Linked DNA regions of Homo sapiens: region 1 is linked to region 2. Evidence: read pairs that join two places in POLR2A ChIA-PET (ENCODE). Cell type or tissue: PC-9. All regions are shown on one strand.

Region 1 (2,500 bases), 60 kb before region 2:
GATCAGCGCAACCCTGTCGCAAAACAAAACAAAAGAAGAATAGTTCTCATGGGAAAATTACAGGAAATTTGCATTTCTGTGTCTATAAAGTTTTGAATTCTGTCAACAAAAAATTGTGTAAATTGTTTATTCTTGTTGTATAAGTACCCATGTAATATCCTCAATTTTGCCTTGGCTTAGAAAGCCTAAAATGTTTTCTACCTGGCCCTTTAGAGAAAGTTCCCAGCCCTTGAACCAGGGAACACACATACATTGCACATTGATTCCTCCAGGCCTTTTTTCTTTCCAGTCCGTCTGTGGGGATGCCCAACTGTGCATCCATCGCTTCTCCCGGAAGAATCTCCCCATTCCACTAGGGCCTCTCCATCCTTAAAGAAGCTTTTCCTAGTTCCCCTTGCAGCTAATTCCTGTCTCTCAGTCTGGGTTGGGTGCCCCTTTCCATCTCCTCCCTTAGGTTTTAAGAGGACAGGGATTGGGCCATCAACTGTTTCAGTCCCGGTACTTTTCCAGTGCCAAGAACACATGGGTGCCCAGGGAAAATTTGCTGAATTGAACCCCAGGAACAACACACACCATAGAGATGATTTTTGTTATGTGTTATATTCATGTACCACTATACAGGGATTCCTCTAGACGCAAGGCCACTGGGAAGGTAAATGTTTAAAACTTGGGAAAACACACCTGCAGTGATGATGCGGAGGGAACAGGAAAAGCCAGGATCACACAGGTCCTGGAGACCACAGTCACATTGCATTCGAGGCTTCCTAATGGAAACATGTTTCCCAGAGAATGTGCATTCTTTGAGTTGGTAGGAGTCTATTTGGTCATTGCTATGCTCCTAGCTCATAGCCTGGTGTCTAGCTCAAAGTTTTTTAAATGAAAAATTTAAACATACAGAAAAGTGTGCAATACTATAGTGAACTACAATATACCCATCACCTAGATTTAATAATTATTATTTTCCATATTTGCTTCATTAATTATTTTGGCAAAAACATTTTAAAGTGTATTGCACACATCATGACATTTTATCCCTACTTTGGTGCTTCCCAAAAAATAAGGAAGAATTTCTGTGTAACTGCAAGACCATTATCACACAATAATAATTCCCTAACATCGTGAAAGCTAGTCTATACAAAATTTCCCCAAATATCTCCCTCTTCCACTATAGACCTCCTTAAACAAAATAATGAAAAATGAATAAACCACAAATTTTAGTGGATGTTTTCATACCTCCATCAGGACATCAGTGGCAGTATTTGGGAAGTTTTAAAAGGTGGTCTTTATAGCATCTCTTCCTCCAGTCAACAAACACACAGTCTTATATGTTTGTGAGATACATAACACACTATGCCTAAAACTTAGTGGCTTAACCCAAGACTATTTATTTAGCTCATAATTCTGTGGGTCCAGCAATATGGCCTGACTCATGCCTGTGGTGGCTGGCTGGCTATCAGCTAAGATGATGAGGGTAACTGGTCTAGCCTGGGCTTGTTTACATGGTGACAGCTGCTGGATTCCCTAGAGCAGCAAAAGATGGCAAACCCCAATGAGCAAGCACTTTTCAAGTCTCTGCTAACATCCTGTTTCCTGTTGACCAAAGCAAGTCACATGGTCAAACCCAGAGTAACTGGGAGATTACCCAACCCAGCAATAGAGGGAGGCACCACTAGATTGGGACCTTACTGTAATCAGCCCATCACGGGAAAGGGTGTCACACTGAACTTATGACAAGCTTAGCCAGCAGCAAGTATCAGCACAGGCAGCTAAGTGGCTACACAGAGAAAAGGGCAACTCAACAAGGGCAGGAAAGGATACAGAGAGGCCAAGTCAGCCAGAATGGAGCTTTGAGGAGTGAGAGAGAAAATCCTTGCAAAGAAAGGTAACAAGCAGCTGGGTTTTGAAAGGCCTTCGCAGACAGTGGGAGCCATTAAAGTCACCAGAGGAGATTCACGTGGTCGAGTCACCACTTTGGAAGATTCAACTGGCAGAGACATATAGGAAGGATTGCAAGGAATAAAACAAGGATTGCAAGAAATACAGGAAGGATTGCAAGAAATAAAAATCAAGGTGACAAATTATTAAAACTTACTTATTTGCCCATTTTTTCATGCATTCATTCATTGAACCAAGAGGCATACATTGAAGGCATACTGTGCACTGGGTACTATGCTAGATCCTAGAGATTCCAAAATGAGAAAGGTACAGCCCTGGAGCTCAGCAGTGACTCAGGAGCATGAGTGAGGGGTAGTGGGGAGACAGAAAAGACAGATTCAAAATAAATTTTGAAGAAAAGAACACCAACCCTCTTTGCCCTAGGGAAAAAGTGATCATATTTCCATACACTTTCCCATCTACAGCTCAATGCTGCTCGTAGAGACACAGAAGGAGTGGGTGAGACTAAGATGCTTCATGTGGACATGGTTGCTGAGGACACCCAGCTGCTGGTATTCAGCAGTTAACTGGGGCTACAGTCCAGGTAAGGGACCAAGGATAGAGA
Region 2 (2,500 bases):
TTAGTTTGCCTAATCCCCAAACTTGAGGGAAACCACCCACCTTCATTCTGCTCACCTCCTGAGCCTCTGTAGCTGGAAAAAATACAATGCAATGCAGGCTGCTGGGGCCACTGCAGACAGGGGCCCCATCTCCCACCTCTGTCCCACTCCGCAGAGGCCCAGCCACCGACTCAGGCCGCCCAGCCCAGCATTTCCTCCCAGCTGTCAGCAGACGCCTTTGTGCCTTGTCAGAGAACACTGATGGGAACAACGTCCATCTCCCTCTGCTTTCCAAGATTCATTCCTCTATGTGCTCTGAATCCCATCTACTCCCAGCGCCTGGAGATGCAGCTCTGTAGTTACCTTCTCTCCCTCTGCATCTTTAACCACTTAACTTTTTCCTCTTAGCTCAGAAACTGGCTAATGGCCTCATTATCAAACCCCATTGCTAGTCCCCATCTCCTGCTTACATTCTCTGCAGCACTTTACTCCACAGTCATGCTCTTCCTCCTGAATGTGTTTTTGTTTCCAGGAGTTCTGTTTCCTCTTCTGATCCGTTCTTTCAAGTTTTGTCTTCGCTGGCTCCTTCCCACTCTCCAACCTCCCTCCCCACTTCTCCTTTTCTTCTTCCTCCAATCCACCTTTGAATAATGTGGTCCCAGTGTCTGTTCTCCTCTCCCTTTCCCACCCTAAGTTACTCCACTCACTCCTATGGCTTCAGCAGCCCCCTGGATGCTGCTGACACCCTGATCTACTTCCAGCCTCGGCTTCTCAGCTCCAGTCCTGAATTCACAATTTCCTGCTCCACCTGTCCAGGCTCGCTCTGCCTCCAGAGTTCTGTTTTTTGTTTGTTTGTTTGTTTGTTTGTTTGTTTGAGATGGAGTTTCACTCTGTCGCCCAGGCTGGAGTGCAGTGGCGCAATCTTGGCTCACTGCAACCTCCGCCTCCTGGGTTCAAGCAATTCTCCTGCCTCAGCCTCCTGAGTTGCTGGGATTACAGGCAAGCGCCACCACGCCCAGCTAATTTTTGTATTTTTAGTAGAGATGGGGTTTCACCATGTTGGCCAGGCTGGTCTTGAACTCCTAACCTCGTGATCCACTCGCCTTGGCCTCCCAAAGTGCTGGGATTACATGCATGAGCCACTGTGCCCGGCGCTCCAGAGTTCTTTATCTCACTGAATGGTGCCACCTCCACGAAGTTGCCTGAACTACACATCTGGGAGTCATGCTCATCCTCACTCCTTCTCACCCTGTATGCAATCTGCCTAAATCCTGTGGACCTAGATCCTCTCTCAGAACCATCTCCTGAACCTGGCCCTCCTCTCCACCCCCTCTGCCATCCTCCTCATCAAGAGGCCTCTGGATTCTTTTTTTGTTTCGTTTATTTTTTCTTTTTTTTTGTAGAGATGGAGTCGCACTATGTTTCTCAGGCTGGTCTTGAACTCTTGGCCTCAAGCAATCCTCCCTGCTAGGCCTCCCAAAGCACTGAGATTACAGGTGTGAGCCACCACACACCCAGCCAGCCTCTGGATTCTTTCTGAGTCCCAACTACTGTTGTCGATGACCACCAGGTTTTCTCTATTCCAGTTCTTCCACTTTCTCTTCTAGAGTTCTCTACCACAAAGGCCAGTCTGACTCATAACATTCTTCTCCTTCTTATCTAAAGTCTCCAGAGGCACCTCATTGTCCACAGCGAATGCCAAGGCTCCTCTGAAGGACACGGGCGCCCTTCATCATCCTGTACTGCTCACCTCTCCTGCAGCTGTCCTGAGCATCTGTTACCTCTGAACATCCCAGGCCCTGCGAGACGATTCCTTTGCTTCCTAGGCAGTGAAGGGCACATTCCTGTGCTCTCTCGCACAGTGTGCTCTGCAAGCTTCCATAGGTGCTGGTATTACCCTTGTGTTATAACCAAGAGCTGTGTGCCTGCCTCACCCCTGGCTTTGTTCCTTTTTGAATACGCAGCACCCGGCGTGTGCTAGCACAGTGATACACAGTGTAGTCAGTGATTGTCAGTAAAATGACTGCATAAATGAATGAGCAGAGGGATTGGCTTGAACATTACACCCTTATTTGCCTCATCATCATATCATTCCCTAGGCCACATTTTAACAGGTATACAAATCACCTGGGAATCTTGTTAAAATGCAGATTCTAGACCAGCCTGGCCAACATGGTGAAACCCCGTCTCTACTAAAAATATAAAAATTAGCTGGGCATGGTGGTGCATGTCTGTAATCCCAGCTACTCGGGAGGCTGAGGCAGGAGAATCTCTTGAACCTGGGAGGCGGAGGTTGTAGTGAGCTGAGATTGTGCCACTGCACTTCAGCCTGGGTGACAAGAGCGAAACTCCATCTCGAAAAAAGAAAAAGAAGGAAAAAAAAAAAGAAAGAGAAAGAAAGAAAATGCAGATTCTGATTCAATGGGTCCAGGGTGCAGCCTGAGATTCTGCATTTCTAATAAGCTCTTGGGTGACCTGGTTGCTGCTGGTCTGCTGACCACACTCAGAGGAGCAAGGCCCC

What was found. ChIA-PET counts read pairs that join two places held together with the same protein. Peaks named below come from ENCODE experiments on the same cell type or tissue, not always from the same donor. Only the 100,000 strongest peaks of a DNase experiment are listed, where the experiment ranks them.
Region 1: POLR2A ChIA-PET joins it to region 2 with 5 read pairs; 2 of 35 experiments call an interaction of 5 or more read pairs at or near these places.

What each region holds. Positions count from the first base shown.
Region 1 is chr7:128,236,237-128,238,736 of GRCh38, reverse strand. No RefSeq gene overlaps it. Among named protein-coding and RNA genes, the nearest start is that of LEP, 3.8 kb to the left of the region's middle. RefSeq lists a promoter at 1-381 and an enhancer at 1,503-1,642. In PC-9, no CTCF peak of the experiment used is centred here; a DNase peak (open chromatin) is centred at 1,536; H3K27ac peaks cover 1,126 bases.
Region 2 is chr7:128,176,039-128,178,538 of GRCh38, reverse strand. No RefSeq gene overlaps it. Among named protein-coding and RNA genes, the nearest start is that of MIR129-1, 31 kb to the left of the region's middle. In PC-9, no CTCF peak of the experiment used is centred here; a DNase peak (open chromatin) is centred at 1,558.